2 separate regions of the Homo sapiens genome follow, and region 2 is linked to region 1. The links are chromatin contacts, found by Hi-C in ENCODE. All regions are on one chromosome and are shown on one strand. Each heading gives the region's core, a stretch centred on a gene start or an enhancer-like site at or near the end of the contact. The rest is flanking DNA. Distances are from core to core; before and after follow the strand shown. Region 1 overlaps COL15A1 (collagen type XV alpha 1 chain). Region 2 overlaps GABBR2 (gamma-aminobutyric acid type B receptor subunit 2).

Region 1 (6,206 bases), core at 3,535-6,034:
GACTCTGAACTGAGTCAGTAGTACTGGGGTCAGCAGCTGTAAGATCACACAGACTTAGGGCAAGAATCAGTGCCAGGGTGACCCAAAGCTGTGTGCAAGCTCATGTCACCTATATATGTGTTTTGGGGTGAGGTTGGGAGGAAGAAAGACCCTTTCAGAAGGTGGTCTATAGAGAGAGCAAAGCAGACTAATAGAGACAAGAGTCCCAGGCCTGGCTGTTCTTCCTGTGATGGAGTTCCATGAGGTTTCTATGCTGATTTAAACGAGATCTTTACTTAAGCTAGCAAAGGAATAGAGAGACTTTCTAATCCCAGCAATGAAACAATCCCTGGAAAGGAAACTGTCACCACTCAATCATCCAAGCAGAAACCTGGGCATCATTCTTGACCTTTCTCATCTTTAATGCGCCATATTCAATCAATGACCCAATTAGTCACTTCTGCTTCCTTCATGTCTCTCCAATTGCCCACTAGTCTATGGGCTCACTGCTGTGATTCTAGTTCAGATAACACAGGAGTCACCTAACTGGCCTTTGGACCCCTGCTCCTGTCCCTTCTGATTAATCTGCACACTGTAGCCAAGGTAATTTCTGAAACACTAGTGTTGTCATACCTGTTTCCTGCTTTAAACCCTTCTGTAGCTCCCCATTGCCCACAGAAAATGGTCAAACTTTTTGGCTTGGCTTGCAGACCCTTGAAACCTAGCACTTGCTTTGCTGACTTCCACAGACTAAATGTCTCCCTTTTCTGCCTTGAACTCTACTCTTTTGCCTGTAATTTAATACTAGCAATTACAGGAATGCACAGCCCTTCCCCTTACCTCCCTCTATTCCATCTTCCCTTTGCCTCTCTCCCACCTGGCTCACTCCCGAACTCAGCTGTCCTTTGGGTCTTAGTTTGGAGGTAACCTCCTCCAGGTAGACGTCTCTGCCCTCCCTTATACCCCCAGCACCCTGTGCTTGGTTCACCCAAACAACTTACCACACTGTATTGTAATTCTCTGTTTTTTGTTTGCCTCTCTCACTAGTCTATAAGTATCATGATGGTAGGAACTGTGTACTAAGCATGAGACCTAGCACTTAGCAGATATACACTCAGTATTTGAAGATTAAATGTATAAATTGTACTTACAGCAGGCTTCTCATAATTGGCACTTGAAATAGGGTTTGGTGGAGGCAGAAGCTGATGTGGCTGTTATGAAAAGGAGGAAAAGAAACAGTTCTGAATATGCATTCAATCTGTTCTTCAGAGTGTATTGAGGTGCAAGTGCAATGTTTCTTGAGAAGATGCTTTAAATAATTTGCCATTGTCTGTAACTGTGACTCTTAACTGTAAAGAGTTTCATGACCTGCTGAAGAAATCATCTTCAGAAAGGGAGAAAATGTTCTCAAGAGTTTTAAAAAGAGCACTGAATCAAGGAAGGGCATTCTTTTTGATAAACCCATGTTTAATCACCAACTCTTTCACTTAATAGAGAAAGCTACCTCTTCAGAGCCTCAGTTTCATAATCTGCAAAACGGGGATGATAGTACCCACCTCAAAGCATTGCTCTAGGGCTAGAAGATGGACAATGCCAGTTGCCCATGTTCTTATGAGGCAGATGGTGCCAAAAATTAAAGGAATCTTCTAGATTGCTTATACCAACCAATGATTCCACAGATGAACAAACTGAGGCCAAGATAGAGGAAGCCCTCTGCCCAAGAAGATTTGGCTACTACATGGGAACAGCAGGTCTCCAGCCTCTGGATCTAGTTATTCCTCCGCTCTACTGTGGGAACCTCCTGTTAGCACCCATTAATTTCTAGGATTTCACCAGATACTAAACCGTGCACAGCTGACTGTCCAGAGTTTGGAGAGCTTGGTGCTAGATACCAAGGAGGACTCAGGAAATGCTGATAAATGAATGCATGAGCAGTCCAACAGGGTAACTACTCACGTTGCTGGAAAGCGCAGGGGGTGGAGGGCTGTCGGCAGGAATGGGGATCAGTTCTCCCAGCTTTAAGAAAAACAGTACATTGAAATGAAAGATCAATTACAAACTTCTCCCATTTCAAAACAGAAAAAAATGGCATTTATGGGAGTAGATTATTATTTTTAGAGGGTATTTGAAGGCAGTGTGTTAAAGGAAGTTTAGAAATTACCTGTAATTTTTTCCAGCCATCTCTAACACGAATGAAAAACTCAGTGCTGTCCCTCAGGTAGATGAATGTTCCTTCTATAACCAAATGCGCTTTCTGCAGCATGTCATCCATGTTGCTGAATGCTGTGACCTGTCAGATCATTTAAATTCCAAACACTGCCATTATCATTAGAGGAATGGCACCATCTGATAACCTGGCCTCTCTGTAAAGTCAACTAGGAGCCGTCCCCAGATACTCAATAAAGAGGCTTGTTAATGTGCCAGATAGAGGTATATACCTTCATTAGTAACTAAAGGGCATTCTTCTTGATAAAACAAAAACATGTATACTTTGAAACACAAATCTAACTTATAATAAATGAATTAAAACAAAAATGACAATATTATGTGAGTATAAAGACATTTACAAATTGTCAATGGAGTTATCTTTGTTTTGGTTTGGGTATTAGCAAAAGCACTGGTAAGTTTTACCACTTCTATTTTTTTAAGCTACTTGGTGGCACTAACATGGTTAAATGGTGTTACTTCATGCTGGTCCTTGAAGAGTTTCAAATTTTTCATTTGGAATAAGAAAGGCAAGCAAGTGAGCAACTATACTTAAGGTCTTAAATCTTTTTTGTCTAGCTTGGTAGTTACATTAAATGCATGATAGAAAATGGAGGTCTGTAATTTCTCTGCCTAGAAAAGTGCCAAAGATTAGACAGCCATTTGGCATATCTAGAAGCACATACAGAAGCTACAAAAATCTATTGAATAGCATCAAATCTCAAAGAAATAACGGCCAAGAGAGTTTTTATTTTTCATTGTAACTGAGAAAGATTATAAAATATTAATTTTCACCTAGCCTTGAAGATAATGGCTTTGTGCATCAAAATGACTTAGATATCCCCAAGGGAACCAAATATCAGAATTCCATCATATGTAGGACAGTTCTTTCTTTTGGCAGCCAAATTTTGCAACTAACATCCAGCAAAGATCAAAGAGCATTTTTGGACTCCTGACATCCTTGTGAAGTATTTGTCCATTTTTCTGTGCATTACAGTAATCTTGGAGTGCTATGTCTTGTTCCAACGAACTGCAGGGTAACGAATGTGCCAGAGATGTTCTTTGGCAGAATGGAGAAGACTGAATTATCCAAGTAAATCTGACCAGCACAAGGACCTGTTGTAACATTGTTTATGCTCTTGGGCTTTTGTTGTTTTGTTTTTTCTTTTTTTTCTAGAGATGGGGTATTGCTTTTTCACCCAGGCTGGAGTGCAGTGGCACAGTCATGGTTCACTGGAGCCTCGACTTCCCAGGCTCAAGTGATCCTTAGCTTCTCAAGTAGCTGGGACTACAGATATGCACCACCACACCCAGTTAATTTTTACATTTTTCTGTAGAGGCAGGATCTCACTATGTTGCCCAGGCTAGTCTTGAACTCCTAGACTCAAGTGATTCTCCTGCTTCAGCCTCTCAAAGTGCTGGGATTACAGGAGTGAGCCACCGCACCCGAGCAGGTTTATGCTTTTTGAAATACTATTATTGGTGGCCAGGCGTGGTGGCTCGTGTCTGTACTCCCAGCACTTTGGGAGGCCAAGGTGGGAGAATCACCTTGGTGGCCCATGAGTTCAAGGCCAGCCTGGGCAATGTAACAAAAACCCTGTCTCTACAAAAAAAAAAAAAAAAAAATTAGCCAGGTGTGGTAGTGTGCATCTGTAGTCCCAGCTACTCTGGAGGCTGAGATGAGAGGATTACCTGAGCTCAGGGAGGTTGAGGCTGCAGTGAGCCGTGATCTCACCACTGTACTCCAGTTTGGGTGACAGAGTGAGACCCCGTCCACCCCTCATCCAGCAAAAAAAAAATATATATATATATATATATATAAAAATATATAAGTAATATGATTGGTTCTTGTTATAACTTAGTCAATTAAGGATTCGAATGGTGGAACTTACATATACATGATTTTGTTTTTTCACGTCTTTTTACTTAATAAGTCATCCAAATAGATAACAAATCCCTTCTACTATTTATGGAATTGCACCAAGCCTACTATCATGAAGGCCTGATCCCCAAGGGATGTCAGACACAGGAGATCGTAGGCAGAGTTTTAAGTATATCTATCCCAAATGGAATGATGACTACACACTGATGATAATACTGACCAGGTTTCTGGATCCGGGAAGCCCTGGCTGTCCTGGAGGGCCAGGGGGACCTGGAAGGGCCACAGCTAAGACAAAACAGAAAAGAGAAGTTACACAAAAACCACACTCTGAAAAATGTCTGAGGTATCAGCTGACTCCCGGAGAGAAGTGTGTTCAACCCCATTCACAGCGCCACAAAGCATCCCAACTTCCACCTGTATCTTGGGTGCTGTGCCCCCAGCGTGTGACTTAGGCCACATTGACTGGTTCAGGGAAGAGCTGGGATTCTTGATTGTTACCCTGGATGAAGCCATGGCTAGTGCTTTTCCGTTTCATAAGTGAATCAATTCCTTTTGTGGTTGTTTTATAAAAGCCAGCTTAAGTTGAATATTTTGTCACTTGCATTCAAAAATGTCCTGACTCATATAACTTATTTCACCCAAGAGACAAGCATGTGACACTGAACAGAGGAAGCAGGCTCAGAAAGAGGAAGAGAAGGCTCTAGGGAGTGGGAGGAGACCAGGGTGGTGCAGTGACAGTAGCCCTGGCCTTGGGGCCAGAGACATGGACTCAAGTCCTTAAGTTTGTCCATTCCTAGCTGTGTGATCTCGAGGAAACAGCAAGCTCTCCAAAGCTGTTTCCTCATCTGCAAAATGTAAAATAGGCATTTCTTCTTCCCTGGGCTGCGGTGAGAACTGAGTGCTTTGAAAATTGTACATGTACAGCATTCATCCGGCCAGGAGCTCTTAGCTTTTGAAGAGTCACAGTGCCCTTAAAAATCAGATCAAGGTTAGTGCCCTCTTTCCCAGAGAAATGCACACATAATTCTATAAAAAAATATTACTGGGATGACAAATCCTGGAGGTATATCCTTGAACTCTCTAGGAGTCTATGATTCCTCAACTGAAAAGCCCTTACTTTAGGCAAACATAAAGTAGTATAATTACAACTATTCCTTTGGCTGTTCTTCTACCTCTCTCATCCTCTGCTCACCCTACCCCCGACAACTCCTCCAAATCTGCCAAGCTCTTGGCAGAATTAAGGGTGTTTTTACAAGCCCCAGTAAAATTATACAGTCCTTCAGGTCGTTGCAAGCAAATGTTCAGTTCCAACATAGGACTTGAACACCCACACACAGGTGGCAAATGTCTAGTGGATAGAGGGCCAGTGGACTCGGATTTGGATCCCAGCCATGCCTCCTAATAGAATTTGTGACCTCAAGTAAGTCTCTTCACCTCTGTGAGCTTCAGTGTCTTCATCCGTGAGATGAATTTTATAATAATATCTGTTTTATCTTCCTCCCAGGGTTGCTGTGAAGACTACATGGGATAATGGCCATGAAAGTGTTTTGTAAACTGAATTGCTATACATTATGTGAGAAGCAATCCTTGCTCAATGCAGCAAGGCATCCCGGCAGCCCTAATGTAGTGTTGCTGTGGACAACAGTTTTTCTCCACCTTGCACTCACCCTGTAATATGCCTCCACCTCCTGTAGTCCTACTCCTCCCTCATGGCTGTGTGGGCACCTGTGGTTCCATACACTCGGCACCTTCTTCCTTTGTAGGACCAGTGTCCTCATCTCCTTCTCTTGGGACCTTCCCTTCACCTCTACAACCATTTGGTTCCAGAAAGAGCTACCATGTTCTCATGTGATCCGACCTCCTGGTCATAGGTGATTTGTCCAAGATTGGGTACCTCACCCAAGTCAGGCCCATCAGGACCCTTCTCTAGGACTTCCCCATCCCAGGACTTTTCAAACTAAAATAGTAAAAGAAGTTCAAGATTTCTAGCTGACAGTGGAAGCTGTAAGTTGTCAGTAACCATATTTCCCGCTGTGCAGAGGATGTGGTTTGTGGTGAGGAAGCGTGAAACTGCATGCAGAGAGAAGCCGAGACAAGAGATGGCCAGAGAATCCTTGCAGGGGTTGAGTCCCTGGCTCTG
Region 2 (5,656 bases), core at 2,430-4,929, 480 kb after region 1:
GCTAGATGGTGGAGGGGTTGAACTTGCCCATGGGGAGGTAAGACACCCAGTAGAAGCCAAAGCCACTGTCCAGGGGAGAGATGACCACAGGGTTTGACTGAGGGAGGTGGGGATGGAAAGGCGCTGAGTGAGCCAGAACTGAATCCTGATACTCGTCGTGGGCCCCTGGCCTCTTTCCATTCCTATGCTGGGTCGCCGTGAACTGTTTCCTTGGCCAACTTTTCTCTCTAATACGGAAGCTCCTTGGCAGGGGCTGCATCCAATTTTTATGTTTCCTCAACGTCCAGCCCTGGACTGAACACAGAGTAGTCCTTGGCAAGTGTTTGCTGAATGAATCTTCTCTTTAGATTTATCCTCATCATCATTTTTTTAAGACTGTGGTAAAAATATACATAACCTAAAATTTGCCATTTTAACCATTTTTATGTGTACAGTTCAGTGGCATTAAGTACATCTACATTGCTGAGCTACCATCACCATCATCCACCTCCAACACACTTCCATCATCCCCACTGAAACTCTGAGCCTGTCAAACAATGAAGACCCCTTCCCTGCTCCCCCCAGCCCCGGGCAACCACCATTTCTACTTTCTTTCTCTATGAATTTAACTACTGTAGATAACCTCATATGAGTGGGATCATATAATAGCTGTCTTTTTGTATGGCTTATTCTATTTAGCATAATGTCCTCAAGGTTCATCCACGTTGTAGCGTGTGTCCGAATTTCCTTCCTTTTCCAGGCTGGAAATATTCCACTGCATGGATACACTACTGTTCCATTATCCATTCACCTGTTGATGGGCATTCATGTTGTTTCCATCTGTTGGCTATCATGAATGATACTGCTATGAACATGGGTGTACAACTATCTCTTCAAGTCCCTGCCTTCGGTTGTTTTGGGTATACGTCTAGAGGTGGAATTGCTAGATCATATGGCAATTCTGTGTTTAACTTCTCCAGGAACCACTATACTGTTTCCACAGCAGCTGCACCATCTTACATTCCCACTAATAGGGCACAGCAGTTCCAGTTTCTCCACACCCTTGCCAATACTTGTTGTTTTCTGTGTGTTTTTTTAATGATAGCCATTTTAATGAGTGTGGGATCATCCTTAAAATATAAATGGCCATGAAAAAGTGAGATCCCAGGGCGAGGCATTATGGGACTTTTCCTAAGTGTGCTCTAAAGGGAGATAGCTGGGGTGCTGGAGAGAGGTCCTAGATTTGGAGGGCACTTAGCGGGAGCAGAGACAGGATAGTGGGTGCCAAGACCACACTCCTGGAGCTTACAGCGTGGACTCAGGGCTGGCTTAAGGAGACTCCCCACCATGGGAGAACTGAAACCCAGAAGGTTTCCATGAGGAAAGATTTGTTTGTTGGGCTCATGCCCCTGGGGAAAAGCTGTTTCTAATTTGGACCTTTCTTTCTATGTGTTGCTTCCCAGTGCGACAACGCAAAAGGGTTGAAAGCCTTCTACGATGCAATAAAATACGGGCCTAACCACTTGATGGTGTTTGGAGGCGTCTGTCCATCCGTCACATCCATCATTGCAGAGTCCCTCCAAGGCTGGAATCTGGTGCAGGTAAGGTCTGAGCTACCTTCTTTTGTGGGGAGGTGTCTTTGGTTGGCCCTCAGTCTTTTGCAGGAATTATTCCTTGTACAATGTGGTTTCTATGTTGCCTGGGTCAGGCCTCCTGGACTTTCTCCTGGGTGATAGCACAGCCTTTCACTGCTGGCCTGACTTGGCATGGCCCCCACAGTAGGTCTCTAAAGGGCAGCCCTGATGCTATCACCATGTATTTGAAGGCTTCAGGGCTCACCACTGACTCCCTAGCCCAGCTTTCAGAGCCACTGATGCCAGTCCAACCTGCCTGCCCAGTGTTATCTCCTGCTCCTTCCACTTGCTCCACAGCACAGCCTTGCCAGACACCCTGCCTTTCCACACATGCGCCCTGGACCTTTGGGCCTCAGAGCCCTGCTCTCACCGTTCCCTTAACCAGATGACTCCTCATCAATTCTCTGCCAAGTCTCCCTTTCCCACTGAGATTCTCTTTTGTTATCTACGACTGCCTTTGTCCTCGGTTAAGTCTTTCCTGGTCTCCTTGCCAATTATTCACTCTTTGCCCTGGCAGATTTTATACATCATTGAATGCTCCACCAACATATATACAGTCTATTGTAGGTGAGACTTTCCAGTGTTAGCTGTTATTTGGGATGGGAAAGAAGAGTGTAGAACTATATGACCACCAGGGGTGAGTGGTGGCCCATACACATGTTTACTTTTTTGCTCCATCCATCCATCCATCCATCCATCCATTCACCTATCCATCCATCCATATGTTCACCCATCCATTCGCCTAACCATCCATCCATCCATCCATCCATCCATGCATCCACCCATCCACCCGTTCAGCTATCCATCCATCCACACATTCACCTATCCATCCATCCATCTGTCCATCCATCCATCCACCTATCCATCCATCTTTCCATCCGTCTGTCCATCCATCCATCCATCCACCCATACATCCATCCATCCATACATCCACCCACCCATTCACCTATCCATCCATCCATCCATCCATCCATCCATCCATCCATCCATCCATCCAACAAATATTTTAGGCAACTTACTCTGTGCCTGGATTTTGGTAGGCACACTGGGGATACAATGCTGAACAGGATAGGTATGGTTCACATTATTCTGGAGCTTACATTCTAGGAGGAAGACAGGCAAGAAGCAAGTAAGTAATTAAATAATAATATTATTAAGGTTGTATATGGAGGGTCTGCCATGTGCTAGACACTGTTCTTAGTATTTTTCTGCGTGAACTCTTTTAATTTTTAAATCCACTCTATGCTTTAGGTACCTTATCCCCATTTTATAGATAATGGAACTGAGGCACAGAAAAGCTATCTAACTTGCACAAGGACTCACAGCTAGTAAGTAGTAGGGCCAGGATTTTAACTCAAGCAGTCTGGCCCTTAAGATAAGACTGTAGTAAGGAAACTTGGCGATGACAGAAGGAAACAGGGTGATGAGATATATAGTGACTGCCTTGGGGTAGTCAGAAAAGGTCTCTTGGAGGAGGTGACATTCAAGCTGAGACCCAAAGGGTGAGAAGGAGACCACTGGGTGAAGCGCATTCCATGTCAGTGAATGGAATAGTAAACGGAGGAAGGCAGCTTGTGATAGGAAAGGACCTGGTGTATTCGTGGAACAGAAAACAGGGAAATGGGGCTGGAGCATGATGGGTGGGGAGCCAGGGTGAAGAGAGTGAGTGACAGGGTGAGCAGGAGCCTGACCACATAGAGGATCTGTTTCATTCCACTTGCACTGGCTGAGGACTTCCTCTGTGTCTGGTGCTGCATGCATGGGGTGCTGGGGTGGAGCCCAAGCTTGCAGCCACGAGGGGTGGTGGGCACAAGCTATGGCAGGTGTGATGAAAGAGAGGTGGGGCCCGGGCGAGGGCCCCTCACTTAGCCCCGGGTCAAGGAAGCCCCAGGGCAGGTGCTATGGTAGGTGCATGAAGCTGGCTGCTGAAGGAGGAGAGGGCGTTGGACAGCTGGAGACATGGGGGAGAGCGCCGCTGCAGAGGAAACTGGGCGTGCAAAAGCGGGAGGTGGGAAAGTATGTGGGCTTGGGGAGTGCTGAGTCATTCCTTGTGGCCGGAGCAGGCCACACTGATTGTGGGTGGATGCAACAGGAAGAGGAGACCAGAAAAGCAGCCATGTGCTCTGGTGCAAACCTAACCACAAACCTAACCACACACCTGAAAGCCAGCATGGCTCAGTGTGCCGTGGGAGCCTGGCCTCATGCCCTCAGGGTGCCCAGGACAGCTGTGGAGACCTTGGACCAGTCACTTAGATTCTCTGGGCTTGAGCTTGCTTTCCTGAACATTGAGGAGCACATTCTCTATTAGTTAGAGCCATGTGCTGCCTCCCTGAGCCTCAGTTTCATCATCTGCATAATCAAGGTAGTAATAGGACTGCTTTCATTGGTTTGTTGTGTGGATGGAAAGACTGAAAAAGGATTAGAGCTGTGTCTGGCACACAGTTAGTGCTAACTAAGTGTTCTTTGTGGTTAGTCCTGCCCTGTCTCCTCCCACTCCCCAAGTTGAGTCCCCTGATTACTTGTCATTCCTGGTCTTTCTTGCATTCCCACCTTTTCTTACACTGTTCCTACCACCCAAAACATCCCATTCTTCCTATACCCAGTGTATCAAGTGCTGCCCATTCTTTAAGACCCAGCTTAAATGCTGCCTCCTTCAGGAAGCCTTTCCTGCCTGCTCCTAGGGGGCTGCTAAAGTAGGGCCCTAGAAAGCCTATCACTTCCCCTTGTTTAATTCTAGCAGAGCTTGTGCACAGCCCAGTGTCCCACTCCACTCTGCCTGTCTCTCTCTTAGGGTTTTGCAGATTTGGGGGGGGGTGGTGGTGTTTATAAATGTTTGTCTCTCCAGCTGGGCTGTGAGCTTCTTAAGGACAGAACCTGGACTTTTCTTTTTCCCTGTGCCTATCATTTCACAGTCTTCATTAGAAATCTGCTCAATGATCAGAGGGATGGAGGGAGGTGGGAAGGGATGGAAGGATCTGAAGATGGACGCTTTGTCCAGGCATGAGAGGCTGAGGTCCCAGGGAAATCCCCTGCCCAGAGAGGAATCCAGCTGATTCCACTGATTCTCAGTGTCACTTGGAACCACCTGTCCCTCAGAATTCCCTGAGGAGCTGCAGGAACAAGCACAACGTTGGAAACTCCCAGCTTGCAGACCACAGCTACCTGGCCTCTCCATGAGCAGGACAGCCCTCCAACCTAGAGGAGATGATAAGACATAGAACTGGGTTACAAGATGGGGACTGTGTTAGTTATTTACCACTGGGTAACAAATCCCCCCAAATTTAGTGTCTTAAAACAGCAATATTATGTATTATTTCATTATTTCTCTGGTTCAGGAATTCAGACACACTGAATGGCTTGTGTTTGCTCCATGGTGTTTGGGGCCCAGCTGGAGGATTTGAAGGCTGGGGGCTGGCATCATCTGAAGGCTTGATTAGGGCCGAAGGATCTGCTTCCAGTGTGGCTCCTCTCCATGTGGAGGTCTCCATAGGGCTGCCTGAGTGTCCTCATGACAAGGCAGCTGGCATCCCCCAAAGTGAGTCACGAAAAGACCAAGGCAGAGGTGACAAAGTCTTTTGGGACTTAGCTTTGGAAATTGCATACTATAAGTTCTGCTGAAATCTGTGGATCACACAAATTAGCTCTTATTTAGAGAGGAATAGTACCAAGGTGTAGTGGGAGGTAAGCTCACTGGGTGCTAGCTTGGAGACTGGATACTATAGTGACTAATGTCTGGAGGAAGGCAGGAACTCCAGTTGCCCAGCAAGGGGCACTTGATGCTGAGGCCCTGCCCTGTTTTGCAGAACTCCTGCTCATCCTTCAAAACCCCGGATACCACTTCCTCTGTGATGCCTTCCCTGATCTCCTTCTTTTCCCCCTTTCCTTCAGTGCCGCCCATTCCCCGCTCAAAAAGTAAATTAATTATTTCTTCCTCCGCTACACCCTGCATTCCCAATAGGGGGTGATATCTTCTCCAAGGGAGTAAACATTGGTTCTTGTGGCGAGGCAAAAAAAATCTTACTTTTTTAATGTATAAAGCATAG

What was found. Hi-C counts contacts between places; a loop is a spot of excess contacts on that map. Pooled maps may share reads with other maps.
Region 2: a loop to region 1 is called in a map with no recorded cell type, with 15 times the contacts of the local background. The contact joins two enhancer-like sites. A Hi-C loop is called at or near these places in 4 of 37 single-sample maps with no recorded cell type and 3 of 50 pooled maps.

The regions. Positions count from the first base shown.
Region 1 is chr9:99,058,034-99,064,239 of GRCh38, reverse strand. It overlaps COL15A1 (collagen type XV alpha 1 chain), which reads right to left. Exons shown (of 42, transcript NM_001855.5): 36 at 4,287-4,351; 37 at 2,141-2,269; 38 at 1,936-1,995; 39 at 1,131-1,190. Among named protein-coding and RNA genes, the nearest start is that of TGFBR1, 44 kb to the left of the region's middle. Within about 2 kb of position 4,784, at least 18 of the 41 ENCODE cell types and tissues checked have a DNase peak (open chromatin) inside an H3K27ac peak, as active enhancers do.
Region 2 is chr9:98,573,859-98,579,514 of GRCh38, reverse strand. GABBR2 (gamma-aminobutyric acid type B receptor subunit 2) reads left to right here. Exons shown (of 19, transcript NM_005458.8): 2 at 1,443-1,580. Among named protein-coding and RNA genes, the nearest start is that of GABBR2, 130 kb to the left of the region's middle. RefSeq lists an enhancer at 3,580-3,639. Within about 2 kb of position 3,679, at least 2 of the 41 ENCODE cell types and tissues checked have a DNase peak (open chromatin) inside an H3K27ac peak, as active enhancers do.